2 separate regions of the Homo sapiens genome follow, and region 2 is linked to region 1. Evidence: read pairs that join two places in POLR2A ChIA-PET (ENCODE). Cell type or tissue: endothelial cell of umbilical vein. All regions are shown on one strand. Each heading gives the region's core, and the rest is flanking DNA. Links, peaks and the distances in the headings are about the cores only.

Region 1 (8,121 bases), core at 3,214-7,213:
CTAGGAAATCTTAAACATAAGCTGAAAAACCAGTGAGTTGCTTTGGCCCTTAGGCTCTTCAAGAATCAGAAATTTCCAGAACTAGCCCTGGTAATTTCACCAGTATGACCCTTCACAGAATTCAGTCTGACCACATTTTCTCACTGAAAGGGGGGCCCCATTTAGAATGGGCCAGAGAATGTTTTTGTCTTCCCTGTGCTTCTTCGTTGTTAATATTTCTGCTTTTCTCAGCCCCTGGGACTATAAACAGAAGTTTCATCATTGGTTTTTTAATAAGAAATAGTCTGTTTCTAAATATCTTTTCCTAATAATAGAGTAATCTACCATTTCGTCTGCTGTGCCTATGCTATACTTTTACACTTTGCTATCAGGGCCAAATTCTAATCCTCTGAGATCTGCAAATTAAAAAGAAAGCAAAAGTAATAAAAATTTAAAAACTAGAGCTTTCTTTAAATTTGTTGCTAGTTTTGTTTTCTGATGTTCTACAGAATTATACAGGACACTGAAAGTCCAATGTATGGAGATTAGAAATAATCTCCACCTTCCATAGCATTGAATTATTTTGCCTAGGATATATTTGTCACCTCTGCCTAGTCATTTCTTCCACGTTAATAAATGGTCATGTGCCTTGGTATTTGTGATCTTCTCTTTTGTAAAGCAGGAGTTGACATTTTAAACTGAAAAGCAGGGAGAAAGTTGAGATGAGCAGAAATGTCATTGTGCCCATTTCTTTTTCCTGTCTTCCCTCTGTAGGAAAAACATTGCAAGAAGAGCAGATTGAAAGGGTAATGTGGCATAAGCTTTAGTGCAGGCATACTGAGGATAGAGTCTTTCCAGAGTGTTCTCTCATACAGCGTGGTGTCACATGACAACCTCTCCCTATACTTGATGCCTGCCAGTGGGGCTTTTTTATAGAGAAAAGTAACACAAACATTTAATTGGAGCCAAAATGAATTTTAAATGTCTGCAATTTCCCCTGAAAGATATAGTCAATAAAAGAAAAAGATAGCGGGTGTGAAAAGAAGGAGAAGAATTTATTGTGCTAAGGAAATTACTTTTTTTTTTAAACTATGAAAATGCTAAATTCTATCTGGCAGTCATCCTGACTTTAATATGTATTTTCAACTCTAACAGTCTGGCTCAGGGCTTATTACTGGCAAGCCACAAAACCTCTGAGAAACACTCTAAGGCAGGACTTCAAATATTATCTAAAGCCTCATAAATTCTCCAGTAATATGGGCAATTTTATAGGAAATTTATTTAAAACATGAATCTCCATGTTTCTACCTCCACAAAAACTGGGCAGAAATAGAGAACACCACTCTACAGGAGTTCATTTTTTAATAAATTACTGTTTTTTTAATTTAAAAAATACAATTGCTCTGAAGCACTTTAATATCCAGTCAAAATATGGAAAGTTTCCTTACTAGGATGCAAAATAAAAGAATAATGAAGGTTGCCAGTGAACTAGCAGACCAATTTATAATTTGCATTCTAGACAGATTATTTAAAAAAAATTAGCTTTTAGATGTAGATAAAAAATTTTGTGGTTTTAATTTTGAACATGTTTACTGGTATTCATAAAACATGTATTAATATATAAGATGGGCAAAATATATGTGCCTCTGTTAGTAATACCGAAGACATTGAGCAAAAATAAAAGAAATTTGGGATCAGTTTGACAACTAGTTTCCTTTGTGGTTTGTGGCCTGATTTAGACTCAGGTATAGATTCAGGTCATTAGAGACAAATCTTTAGTTCCAGACTGTTTTAAGATGTTGCTATTAATGACTGGATCTGATAGGATCTAGTTTCACACAGGCAGTTCTTTAAATCGGTATGTACTTTGCTTTTAAAACTGAGTTGTTTTCAATACATTTCCTTTGCGTTCAGCGCCTCTTATGTTTCCTTTTAGAAATCCCCTTTGCCTTCCTTGCTGCACAACCTTTACCCTAAGTACAACTTCAGCAGCACTAACCCATTTGCTGACTCTCTACAAATCAACGCCGACAAGGTTGGATAATGCCCATTGTCTTGCTGTTGGTTGCCTTTTGCAAATGTTTTGTTCTTTGTTACTACTGTGTCTTTGTCCCAGTTCACTATTTGCTACATTTGGGCAGGGAAAAAAAAACAAAAAAACAAAGCTGTTTGGAGTGGGCATGCAGATCCTTTCTTAAGCACATTTTCCTGCCAGAGAATATTTATTTTTATTGCTGAAATTAAATGGCCCTTCTGAAGAGTAAGGGAGAATCATGAGTCCAGTGCCTTTCTTTCATTTTGGTGTCATTTAAAATTTCTGATATTTAAATTTTTGTTAGTTGCCAAATGTATGATACTTTCACACATAATTTCTTTAAAACCATGTGTTGATTTAAATCCTTTTCATACTTCTACAAGGTGATCATAAAAGCTCTTCCATGAGTTAATCACTGCACAAATAATTGTGTATGTGTACATGCAGGAGTCTGTTGAATATTCATGAAGCATGCCCATGTAATTGCCTGAATCAGGAAACGTAACTGTTTCAATGCTCGTAAATCTATACTTGGATCTTCTCATTTTCTGATGAAATTATAAAACCAAAATCGAAACACAAATTTATAAGAATTTATATACCATAATTTGATCATGAAAAGGAAGAAAGCCATCAACAATTTTTTTCAGGAAACACTTTATGAATATTCATCAGACTTCCATGTTATTGTAACAAATACCATGTTATTGATATGGATAACCAAAGATGCTATATCTGAAGGAATATGTTTTCTATTGCTATAGGAATTACTGAATTCAAGTAGAATTATCTTCCATTGTTCCCCAACTAACCCTTTTGCTCCCACACCCTTTAAGGTTTGTGTCAGTGTGGAATTTTCGTATGTGGGTGTGTTACAGTGTGCTTTATGTGTGTGCTGTACTTGATGTATACATACATGGCATGGAGTGATCTCAAGTATACACTGCATTTTTGACAAGGAAGGCTAAACAATCTTTGTTAAAGAGCTATATTTTCATAAATAAATTTTAAAAAGTGTCACTAACGAGGCAGATACATGATCTTGATGAGAATGAGGGTGTCAGGGATATGAAAACATAACACCTGATTGCCCCTCAAGTAAATAGAGGCTTATATTGGTTTTATTAGTCAGGTAGGTTAGGGCACCATTTTGATTTACTCACAGTATGAAAATGTTGTGCCTGAGATCCCAGACAATTTTTCAGATAAGCAGGTTTTGTTTGTTTGTTTGTTTGTTCTTAAAATAACAGCTCAGAAAAATTATGCAGCAAGATGTATAAAATGTCATCTATAGATTTGTTAAAATTATGAGAAGTTTAAATTAGCTTTTGTTTTACCTTTTAAAAAGGGAATGGACTTAATCAATGCTTGATAAAATTTTACAGAGAAGTAAATTTTTTTTAGCCAGAAAAATTCTAAAGTACATACCTTGCTCCTCTTTACTATGATAATGAAACTTGATTGGACCAAATGAGGGTTTTATGTGTGTGTGTTTGTTCATTTTTATTGGTATATTATTAATTTGAGACATTTATGGCACAGCATTTGGGAACATAACAAGGGTTCCATTTACATTAGTAACTTTTATCTGTTTGTCCAATGACATATAGACTGAACATTTCAATATAGCAGATTCTGTAATCTGACACTTACGCCCTTAAATCTCTATCAGTCAGCGATTTGCTTTGCCAGAAAATTGAGTGCTTTCTGAATCAACAAAGAAAGGTCGCATTCAGTCTCAAATAGTTCTAGTGTTACATATATTTTTAGGTATCCTAATTCGTGGCACCAATTAATAATTTCTAAGTATTTGTGCGTGTTTATCATTTAATGTATCCTTACAAGAAGTCAGTTTTTTAAAAAAAATCATAATATTTTTCTAGATATAAACATATATAATAAAACATTGTATCAGAGGAATTCTTATGCAGTAAAAAAGTAAAATAAAGATATATAGGAAAACTATAGGTTCAAGGTATCAGGGACAACTTCATACCGAGGTTAGAACTTTAGCTGGATGTTCCTGACCTTTGAGTTTGGTACTGTCTTATTTATGCAAGTTGGAGGAGACAACATGATATAATGGAAAGTGCACTGGATTAAGAGTTAAGCAAAAAGAAGTCTAGTACCACTGTTTGATTCGAAACAAAAACTTTCATTTCTTGTAGCCTCAGGTTCCAAAGGTTTATTCATCTGCAAAGTGAATAAAATGAACTCAGCAACTTAAAGACCTTTCAAACTCTAACATTGTTTGATCATCTGTAACATTAGGTTAGTGCAAAAGTAATTGGAGTTTTAATGGCAAAAACTGCAATTATTTTTGCAATATAAGAACTTGATGATGCCAAGTACTTTTTTTTTTTTTTTTCGAAATAGGACCTATGACCCTAAGTGACAGCCAGTATGCCATGCTTTGGCTTTCTATTAAGGAGTCTCCTGTGTTTCCTCATTTATCTTGTGATCTGCCTTGGCAAGGGAAAGCTGGTGTTGTCCTTAAAACCATGCCGCTCACATCCGAGTGTGTGCTCTGTGCTAACAAACTGGCTCTCTGGTAGACAAGCCTGCATGTGTGATACTTGCTGTCCTGGATTTGTTAAGAGAATCATATGGAGAGAGGATTCAGGTAGCAATAAATAATTATTTATATTTAGTCTCACTAATAAGCTTTGAAGGGCAACTTCTTTGTTAATTTTTTTTTCTGCAGTTTCTTGGCAGATTTTTCTAGATGCCTCAAATCTTACCCAGACCCAAAAGTTATAACTTTTGAATGACATTTTTTTCTAGAAGGGAAAGTTTGTACAATTTTCTACCAAGTCATTTAAGACTTCAAATTCATTAATTCATTGGCTTAAAATAGCAAATAAAAGTTTAGTGAATTATTCTCTGATACTACTTGGTTTGATATATTTAAACTTTACCTGAATCCCATCTAATATTTCATATCTATCTATCTATCTATATATATACATAGATATATATGGAAATAAGAATATCATGTCAAAAACAAAGACTGGCTTTAAAATATCAAACAAATAATGGAAAGCTCATATATATACATATATATATATATATGTATATATATAAAATATTTAACAATCTGAGCCTTCCATTATTTGTTAGGTATTATATATATATATGAGCTTTCCATTATTTGTTAGATATTTTATATATATATTATATACATATATGAGCTTTCCATTATTTGTTAGATATTTTAAAGCCAGTCTTTGTTTTTGACAGTATACTCTTATTTCTTCTTCTTGAAGTTTTCTTCCTTAGACTGTACAAACCCACTGCATTCTTTTTGTTCCCACAGGCACCCAGTCAGTCAGAGTCAGAGCCAGAGAAGGCTCCATTGTGCAGTGTGCCCCCACCCCCTCCTTCAGCCTTTGCCGAAATGGGTAGTGATCACACACAGTCATCTGCAAGCAAAATCTCACAAGATGTGGACAAAGAGGATGAGTTTGGTTACAGCTGGAGTAAGTTGTGTTTTTGTGATGCATTTAATTGTAAGAGGTATTAAAATAGCTCTGAGTTTCTCAAGGATTTCGCCCTGGATAAGTAAGTATGTTGCAGCTTTGTGATATATACTGCAATTCTGTGTGGAAAGAAATAGTGTTTGTTTTGCTTGAATACAGCATACATTCCTGAGGCATGAAATCATGCTCTTCCTTTCCTTTAAAAGTGCTGTTAAAGCTCACTCTGCCTTTTGTATGAGAATTAATAAGGACAGGGCACTCTCTCAGAAGCTAGTATTGGATCAGCCACTCTGTGTCTCAAACAAGTCACCACCCCTTTCTGGGCATCAGATTCCTCATGTGAATGAGGATATTCTGGTTGTTGATATCACACCTTGAACTTCTGGTGTATTTTCTATACCAGAATGGTGACATAGTATAATTGTGGAGATAAAAACTTTAGGCATTGACTAAGCTGTTTAACTGTCTCTAAGCTTTAGCCTAGTGGTTATCTCTCTTTTTAAAATGGAGTTCTCCCCTCAGGTTGCTAACATTCAATTAGATAGTGCCAAGAGTGCTAAGCACAGTGCCTGGCGCCCAGCAGTCTTTCATAGGCAGCTGTTATTAGGACCAATAGGGAGTCTCTCTTTTCTAAGGAAATACCATTTTGCAGGAAAATATTTAAAATTTAGCCCAAAGTTATCAATGTCATTGTTTTAAAAAGTTTTATTTTAAAAATCGAATTATTTCCTTTAAGAAAGCTGTAGTACATCTTTTTAGGAAGTACAGAACATAAAAGTTGTGCTGCTGTATTGTGGAAGGAGTCAGGAAATAGTTTATGAAATTGATGCAGTTAAGAATCAATGTAGAATGCATGGCATTGGCCCATTAGCCATATAATAACGTTTTCTAAGATGACTGGTAAAGTTTGTAGTTTTCGCAGTCTGTTCTCAGTGACACTAGAGCATATTGCTAACAATCAATGTGGTCAGAATGTAATCTTGAGGAAAACGTGAACTGAAATGTTTCAGTTTTCTATTATGAAGCCACCCCAAAATGTAATGGCATAAAACAATAATTTATTATTAATCTATCAAAGGGCAGTGGGTGACTGGGCCCAGCTGGGCTGGACTTCCAAGACAGCTCATTTACATGGTTGTCAAGTAGTGCTGGCTGTTGGCTGGTCGCTCATCTGTGGCTGTGCACTGGAGCACCTGCGTGAGGCGTCAGCCCTCTTAGATTAAAGAGGGTGCACAATAACCATCACCTCTTGAAGATGTGGGGTAGGAGATGTAAATGGTCTCATCTCATTAGGACGTGTGTCCCAAAACTGGGTTACATATATCAAGTTGTCCTGGCCTAATAGCTCTGTGCAATAAGAAAGCTCATTCTCTTCATTTTGCATATATCTATCAAGCAACTGCCCAACATGATGTGATACACAATGTTGAAATTCCTATGGGAGAAAAGCTCCCACTGATCAGTGAACACAGATATTCTGGATGCCTTAGTTCTGTTCTCCTCTGCAAATGATCAAGTTTCTGGTTTAATCATAGTCTTTTGAGAGTTTGTAAAATGAATTACTTCTCTTTGGTGTAACCACTCCAAGGTGAACTGATTAATCAGACATTGTGCTCTCTGCACCCTAGATGCAAAGAAATTCCTCAAAGTTTGGGTCCTCCAGGAAACCAGTCCTGATGCCCAAGTGCCTAGTCTATTTAGCTTTTAACTGTCAAAGCGTACATTTTGGTATAAAATCTGTCCTTTTGAGGTAAAACTAAATAGCTTTCCACAGTAAAGCATTTGACTGTAAATTAACTGTAAATATGTATTTGTTGTTGTTGTTGTATGTAGAAAATATCAGAGAGCGTTATGGAACCCTAACAGGCGAGCTGCATATGATTGAACTGGAGAAAGGTCATAGTGGTTTGGGCCTAAGTCTTGCTGGGAACAAAGACCGATCCAGGATGAGTGTCTTCATAGTGGGGATTGATCCAAATGGAGCTGCAGGAAAAGATGGTCGATTGCAAATTGCAGATGAGCTTCTAGAGGTAAGTTTTTGTGGAAAATTTTGAATTTATTCTTGTTTTATAAGGGTAATGGAACTGTCAGTTTCCAGAAAATCACCCATACCTTATAGTGACTGAGAAAGCCATTGCTTGCTTAATAAAATAGATGCATTGCAGCAAATCTGGCTCTAAACCAAATTTCTACCAAGTAGAGTCCATGTTCCCATTAACTTCCATTAAAAGGTCATGACTGTGTAGCACCAGAAACAATTTTTGCCCCAAGATAGTAATAAAGCTTACACTTCAAAAGCATTTGTTTTGTGTGCTGCATTTTTATTAGGAGTTTTTGAAAAGCCAAGTGACCAGTCATTCCCCAGAGGCTGACCCACTGGACATTCTGGAACTTGAATCACTAATGGGAGAAGTGATGAGGGTGAGGTGGGGTGGGGTCAAGGTTAAGGCTAAAGAACAAGCAGTAACTCAGCCTGCCGAACAAAATAAATTTGTGGACCATACTTTATAGGGTTTAGAATTTTATTTGCTTGTGTTGTTTGTCCTTGCCCCTCCTGGGCTGGGATCCACATGATTTTATACTGCCTTTATACTCTTCTCATGCTGAGTATGTTTCCCTATAGACACA
Region 2 (8,121 bases), core at 2,800-6,799, 930 kb before region 1:
CAGGGACATATGGGTTTTATTCACCCGAGGAGGCCAGAGGCACAGTGGTCCGAGGCTCTTGGATAATGAGCAAAATTAGCTACTCTCTGCTGATGTTGGGGACTCTCTTTCTGAGGGGTTCCCAGCTTCTCTGGTGACCCCCACTTCCACAGGCCGCCATTTTCTTTCTATGCCAGTGATTCTCAATACTGGCTTCGCATTAGAATCTCATAAAGGAGTGGGCCTGGCTAATGGTAACAGCTCCCCAGGTGAATCAAATGTGCAGAGTTGAGAATCACTGTTTGAGACCCAGCCTGAGCTTTTTGGAGCTTCTCCTGCAGAGGCAAACTTAGGTTTTTGGTTGTGCTGTTCTCCCCCGGATGGATCCCAAATGATTACTGAAGCTTAATGTAAGTATTTATGTTGCTTAACTTGTGGCATCCTTTAAAACCACGTATTGATTTACTTTTAAAGGTAGACACTCCTTATTCCAACAAGCACAGCCTAATATGGTATGGTCATATTGCTCAGGTAGTATATTTCTTGCTTCCAATTTAAGAAAAAGGAAGAAGAAAGTCATTAAGTTCTTTTCTGGAAAAACAGCAGAGAATAATCTAGAGTATTAAATATATCTTGATGAGGGGAAGTTGAGGAAACCTTCCTAGATGACTCTTCTATTTCTCTGAACTGGTCAGTTAGCCCCGACACAAAGCCTTACACATGATTGTCTCCCGTGAGGCCTCCATTGTCTAAGCTGCTCTTTGTGAAAAAGCAGATGCTCTCCAATCCACACACCTGTGACCAGAAGCCTGAACACTAATGGTTGACCAAGTTCCTACTCTCGTTGCAAAGATGAAGCTGTGACATCCCCCAATTTTTGGGAAGCTCTATTTTACTCTGAAGAACTAATGTGAAAGTTACTGTAGGCACAATAAGTATAAAGAAAAACTGAACTCGATAACACTGTTGATAGCTTGATAACACTGTTGAAGCTTACCTGGAAGGATTGGGTCATCCATTAGTGTAAAATACTGAATTTCTATCACATGGAAGACTGATGTAACTTAGGCTCAAGGAAACACAAGTTGGACTAAGGGTTAGAAGTTACAGTAAGACACATTTCCACCGAGTATTCAGGAGACCCTTTTGCTGGCTGAAGTTGGAATGAATGAGATCACACCATAGCATCTGTTCAGCAATCAGTGCTCGAAGGTCAGAATGGTGAGTGCCAAAAGGGGAGCACCTGGATTACTGGTTATACCCGAGACATTCACCTGGCCAATCAAAAGTTAGTTTGATTGAGTGTTCTACGTGTATGCTTATTTCCAAACATCATCACATTGGGCGTGCATGGTGGCTTACACCTGTAACCTCAGCACTTTGGGAGGCTAAGGAGGGCAGATCACTTGATCCCAGGGGTTCGAGACCAGCCTGGCCAACATAGCAAAACTCTCTCTCTACTAAAAATACAAAAATTAGTCGGGCATGGTGGCACATGCCTGTAATCCCAGCTACTTGGGAGGCTGAGGCATGAGAATCGATTGAACCCAGGAGGCAGAGGTTGCAGTGAGCTGAGATCACGCCATTGCACTCCATCCTGGGCAACAGAGCAAGACTCTGTTTAAAAAAAAATCATATTGTACTCAATAAATATATATAATTTTTATATATTACAAAAATTTATTCAAGCATTCTATCTTCATGGTTCAATATATATCAGAAACTTGCAAAGTTTTAGAGATTCATATATGAATAAATTATGGTACTTAGCTCACAGACACACTTAAGCGAAAGAAGTAGCAATACAGTATCAAATAGAGACCTAAAAAAAGTGAAAAGGGGAAAGGGCAATACATTCTCTTGGGGCAATTCAGTTTGGGCAATGCGGAGGTAAAGTAGGGCATCAGGCCTGAAGGAAGCTTCTAGAAGGAGTTGGCATTTGAGCTAGGCCTTTAAGAACAGATAATATTTTGCCATGTGGGGACAAGGAAGGGCATTTTAGTTGGTGGTAAAAAGTGATGCACAGCATTGGAGTGTGGAAGCGTCCTTATGTTCAGAGAAGAATGTGTTGTGTGTTGACTTCTCTAGTAAACACAAGAGGTACATGAAGGCAGTCGGGGGAGGGGGAAGATATCTAGCAAGCTTTAAACTCCAACCAAGGTATATAAATGCATCTTATTGGATTTTTTCTACATAAGTATTTTTATTTTTAATGTCCAGAATGTGTAATATAAGGGCCAGAACTTCCTCCTGGACTCAACTTTATAAATTCTCGATTGGTTGGTGAGGCCAATAGGGATACTTTCTCTTGTCTCATTTGGTTTCTGGGAAAGCTTCATTCAGGTCCTCAGTGGTCGTCTGATCAAATGGAATTAAGTTCCTCATCTTCTCCAGCTGTTTCTCATATTGTCCAATCCTGGCCTTTGAGAGAGACATCCACTCAGCACAAGTTTTCACATCTTCTTTTTCTTCAGCATCCACTTGGGCAGTGTATTTATCCTCTGGTACAGGAAACTTCAGGGCATTAAACTTCTTCTCAAAGTCATCCACCAAGCCTGCCTTGGCCACACTGGCCTTGTAGTAAGTCCAGTCAATAGATGGTTTATTCTCAGGTAAAATAGCCAGTCTGGAGGTAAGAATCTCATTCCAGGATGTCAGGGAATTAGCAATGGCCTTTTGGTTTCGGGATATGCTCTCCCAAGAAGTTACCCAGTCAATGATTTTTAGAGCAAGTTTTTGCCCAGCCATCTTGGGATCCTTCACCGACCCCAGCGGCCCATAGTCCACAGCAGCACCTAGCGGCTCTTACTGGATTTTTTAGGGCAGCTGTGGCTATGTATTAAAATTTGGACTTTATGCTTCAGGAATGGGGAACAATCACAGGTTTTGGAGAGTAGAGGAAGCCATAATCTAGAAAAATAATGGAATTGCTTGGTATAGGGCACCACCAAAGCTTAACTGTCTCTGTGATAGTGATTTCTCCCTCTGCACTTTTCCCCATAGTGAATTTCCCCAGGCCCATTGTTTTCCAACTTAGAGTCTTTAGATTCCTTGCAGATTCATGAAGATGGAAATAAGGGATTCATGAAGTATTTTCAACATTGCAATAAGCTGAAATAAATTATGCACTTGACTATCACTATCACAGAGATAGTTAAGCTTTGGTGGTGCCCTCTATGAAGCAATTCCATTATTTTTCTAGATTATGGCTTCCTCTACTTTCCCTGTGCTTATTCCCCATTCCTGAAGCACAAAGTTCAAATTTTAATATATGGCCACAACTGCCCTAAAAAACCCCAATAAGATGCATGTATTTACTTTGGTTGGAGTTTAAAGCTTTGCAGGCTGTCTTCCAACCCACTGTTCGCATATACCTCATGCATCCACTGGAGAAGTCAACACACAACACATGTTCTTCTCAGAACACAAGGACGTTTCCACACTCCAATGCTGTGCATCACTTTTTACCACCACTTAAAAGGTTAGCACCAACCTTTTCATCGAAGCAAAAGGACCCTTTCTTTAGTTACAACTCTTCAGTAAGGGCCCCTAGCCACTAACTTTGGGAAGGTCTTCCTCTTAGAGAGCTTACATGGTATAGGATTTATTGGTATGGGCTTTAGAGGCAGACAGGCTTGAGTTTGAATATTGGCTGCCACTTATGAGCTATATGATGTTGGACAACTTATTTAATCTCTGTAAGCCTCACTTTCTGTGGTTAACTCACAGGATATATTGTATATCTGTTGTGTCTGTCAGTATAGTCTTAACTCATAGAATATATTGTATATCTGTCAATTACACACTTTATAATCTGTCTTATTATGTAAGTATAGAGTGTTGCCTGCCTATAGAAATTAAAAATGCCGCTAGGTAAATCACAATCTTTTATGTGTCCATCAGCATCATTGGCCACTATTGGTCCTTCCTATTTGGGGTCTCCACTGAAGGTCTTTGAGGCAGGCTGCTTCTGGCATTTAGATGACCACACTCTTGGCTCTCCAGTTTGCTGCTGTGTCTGCTGATAACTGTATCTGAGTGCCTCTGAGCTCCCCAGTGATCTTCCCAGTGCCTTGCTGAGCAGATATCCTGAGGGTGGCTGCTTGCCTCCGTCTTGCAGAGGCCAGAGGGAAACATTCGCAATGCCATTTTCTACCCAGCTCATTAGTCAACTTCAGGACTTCAAAAGGCATGCTCTGTTTGACTCTGCTGTTCTCTATACCTGACACGTATACAAATGTGTTCAATGCACACTTCCTATGCTTCGTCATGGCTTTGGAAGCCCTACTTGAGACTCAGTGGTTTTATGCTTTTTAGTCTACATTGCCTAAGAGAACTGATACAGAGGCTAAGCAAAGGGGTGGTAAATATGGATGTCATTTAATACTACAGTCATATGGCAAGTCTGAAAATGGTCTTGTCAAAGTTAGTGGTGTGGCCTAAATGGCCACATAAGTCTGTCTTGAAAACGATTTGAATTTTCTCTTTCTTTTATTCAGTTGAGTCCTAGGAATATAGACACATGGACAACACGTATCCAGCACTGTTCATTGTATGGTGCTGGGTAAACATACAATGATTCTCTTTGGATAGCTGCCCATGTACTTTACTGTTCATGTGCACTTTCCAACATTTCAGTGCTGGAAAAACATAAAAAAGTCAGGAAGTCTCACCTGAACAAGCTTTCTTGGGCAGATTTTTGGCAGGTAATGCTTCCTGTTACATAGGAAATGCTTTTAAGCTTAGCTTCATTTATAGTACTTCGGTTTGCCTACGAAGCTATGAATTCTGTTTGGTTGCTAGTAACAAATCTTAGAAAGCAAAACAAACAACAGCCACAATGACAAAATGGTGGCTTGAAGACATTAGGGGTTTATTTTTGTCTCATGTAAAACACATTTGGAGATGGGCACTCAGGCTGAGGCCGTGAAAGACTTAAGGCCTTTCTAGCTTTGTGCTCCTCCATTTGTACAACTTTTTTTTTTTTTTCGTGACAGGGTCTTGCGCTGTTGTTCAAGCTGGAGTGCAGTGGCACAATCAGATCTCCCTGGCTCAAGTTCAAGTGACCCTCCCACCTCAGCCTCCCAAGTAGCTGGGACTACAGGCTTGTGCCACCATACCCCACTAATTTTTGCCTTTCTTTTAGAGACAGGGTTTCATCATGTTGCCTAGGCTGGTCTTGAACTCCTGGGTTCAAGTGATCCACCTGCCTTGTCCTCCCAAAGTGCTGGGATTACAGGTGTGAGCCACCACGCCCAGCCCTAGGGCATAACTCCTATCCTCCTGCTCTCAAGGTGACTGCTGGTATGCCAGCAATCATGTCCATGTTCACACAGGAAAAACTGGGTGAGTAAAAGGCAAAAATAAATGTGCCAATTTTTGTTTTAAGAGATATTTCGGGAGTCCTTCTCTCATTTATACTCCTATCACATTACTCATAATACGGTCACGTGACATCCCCCAACTGCAAGGGAGGTTGGATACATATTTGGATAAGCCCATTTCCTCCTTTAGTAAAACTGATGTTTGTTCACAAGGAGAGAATGGCCATTGGGTAAGCAAGTAGCAGCCCCTGGCACATCTACCTTTAATCCTAGCTAGACATTTTACTTATCTTGGTTAAAAAGTCTTAAGGGGAACCTTAAGACTTAACCTTCTAACCATAAGCAGATTTGAAATACTTTTCTAATAATGAAGAGCTAATTAATTATTTCCAAATCTACAACACTATATTTGAGAAGACTTCCCTTATTTGGTTTTCACTATCTCCTAAGCACTTGGAATCTTAAACCTATGGGGTCTCTTGTATTAATTTGTTCTCTTGTACATGTTCAGTGAAAGCTTCGTGATGTTTTGATCTTATTTTAGGCAAGAAGGACATTTGGATGGAAGATAACATGGAAACTCTAGGCTCCAAGCACCATGCGTACAATTGTTTTATTGCTTTCTTATAATGGTTGCAATGAGTTAGGTAGTAGGAAGGAAACAAATAATACAACCTGTGACAAAAACTCCAGGGTGGTATAGTGCAGGGTTTTTCAATTCTCTTTAGTGGTAAAATTGTGTCTTCAAATGAAATTATACTGAGGACATTTAACTATACAAAAGAGATAAAAAGCTGACTTTCTCTAGTTGAAGTAAGACTGGAGGGACCCCGCCACTCTTTTCACCCACTCCCTATCTCCTTCATGATCCTTGGGGTGCAAGACCACAGAGAGAAAATCTGAAAATCATCATTTCATTAGGTATTTGTCTTAGCTCTGCCATTAGCTGGCTTTGTGACCGTGGACAAATTACTTGCCTTCTCTGGCCCCCAGGTTTGTGATGTAAAATACAGAAGGGTTGAGTCAGTTGATCCTGAAAAGTCCATCTAGCCCATGTTTCTAGGATTTTCCTGGCTACCAGTGTGTATATAGTCAGCTTCTAGTGATGAGTGTTATCTGTGCTTTTCTCATCAAATTGGCTGGAGGCAAAAGAAAAAAAATCCATCCATTAGTATTGACTAGCAAGAAAAATGGGAAATAAGGATGCTTTTCTCTTAAATATTTTCCTGCTCATAGGAAAAAAAAAAAAAAACTGAAGGAAAGTTGGAGTGAAATTCAAATCCCACTGCAGCATTTATCACAATGATCTAGATCTATAGAAAGAAGCCAAGGCTAGTGAAAACCGTCGATTTCAGAACATCTATTATGTGCAAAATACAATAATAGTTCTTTCATATTTTATTTTATTTCATTTAAATTACACAAGACTAATCAGAGGTGATACTATTTCTTTTATTATACAGGAACCTGGACCAGATTTATTCTGGATTAGAACTTATATCTTCTTTCATTAATGTTTCCATTGAATGAGTTGCACCTGGGCCTAGCTACTATTCTAAGCTCAGAATCCCAAACCTAATAAGGCTGCGGGTCTGTCCTAAGGAGCTTTAGTAACTTCTGCCCTTTAAGTCCAGTGTGTTTTCCTTGATACTGTAGATCTCAATCTTTGTCTCAACTTTTGTTATACGTTGAAATTAATGGGGGGGTTGATTAAAATTCCAGTGTTTCTGTCCCCCTCCCACTCTACACTACTTCATTTCGGCAGGATCTGGAGTGGATTCCAGGCATCTGCAGTTTAAACTCACCGCTCATAGCTCTGTCACCTGGCAAAGTTAGGAAACTACAGCTTTATCCTGATCAGGGTTATTGATGTGAACTTCTGCCTTCATAGCCAGATGGTGGGCCCTCATTGGTTGAGCACTGGGCCTCTTTTATTTTTTGTATACTTGGCGTATTGTAGGCACTTTCAAAAATTTTGCAGACTAGAAGAAAAAGAAGAGGAGGAGGAGGAGAGAAGAAAACTTGTATAGCACTGAATTCACCCACACCACTGAAAAATAGACTCTGTAACAGGACACACAAAAAGAGAGGGGTTATGGGCATTTCAGGGTTTTGATGAGATGGCCAAGACGCAGCTCCTGTCTCCTCCCACCCCCATTCATTCTTCTTATGCTGATTTATTTTGTCTAAGAATTTAACACCTGCTTGTTCTGTCCTGCTCACCAAATCCACTACTACTAGTATAAGCTGCTCTAGAGCCAGAATCTGGTCTACTGTTGACTTTTGTACTCCCAGTACATACAACAGTCTGGCACATAATGAAGGGAACGAAAAAAGAATTATGTGATGGCCTGAACCACAGCAGGAAGGAGTGAGATTGGAAGGGATACAGGCTAGTCTTGAGTATTGCAGGACTCATGAGGCAAAATGCTAAGTTACTCCAACACTTAATTAGCTATTTTTATTAAGTGTCCAAGCCTCCTTCATTTAATGGGTGTTTTACTGCTTTTATCTCAAGAAAGATGGCAGAAGTTTGTGTCTTTTGGCTTTGATCACATTATTTCTGGGTTTTGTTACTTAATAAGGCAGAAGTTTAAATTAACATCATTCTCCATTGCCTGTTTTTGGGTTAGCTGTACAGTATAGAGTGCTGGCAATTTTTCAATGGAGGAAAGAAAAGGAAACCTCTGTTTGGGAGCTTTAGGGGGAAAGGAGGGAAAGCCATTTACCTGAGCCCCTGGGGCTACATCTGCTTCTCAGAAAAGATCTGCCATCAAATCAAGCCACCGGACCCCTGTAGGGGCTACAGCTCAGGGAC

The links. ChIA-PET counts read pairs that join two places held together with the same protein. Peaks named below come from ENCODE experiments on the same cell type or tissue, not always from the same donor. Only the 100,000 strongest peaks of a DNase experiment are listed, where the experiment ranks them.
Region 2: POLR2A ChIA-PET joins it to region 1 with 6 read pairs; 1 of 35 experiments calls an interaction of 5 or more read pairs at or near these places.

What each region holds. Positions count from the first base shown.
Region 1 is chr9:13,137,359-13,145,479 of GRCh38, reverse strand. It overlaps MPDZ (multiple PDZ domain crumbs cell polarity complex component), which reads left to right. Exons shown (of 47, transcript NM_001378778.1): 27 at 1,916-2,014; 28 at 5,331-5,493; 29 at 7,327-7,523. Among named protein-coding and RNA genes, the nearest start is that of MPDZ, 140 kb to the left of the region's middle. In endothelial cell of umbilical vein, for the core only: no CTCF peak of the experiment used is centred there; DNase peaks (open chromatin) are centred at 4,469 and 5,659; H3K4me3 peaks cover 232 bases; H3K27ac peaks cover 2,037 bases.
Region 2 is chr9:14,063,538-14,071,658 of GRCh38, reverse strand. It overlaps the pseudogene ATP5PDP3. Among named protein-coding and RNA genes, the nearest start is that of LINC00583, 140 kb to the right of the region's middle. In endothelial cell of umbilical vein, for the core only: no CTCF peak of the experiment used is centred there; a DNase peak (open chromatin) is centred at 4,648.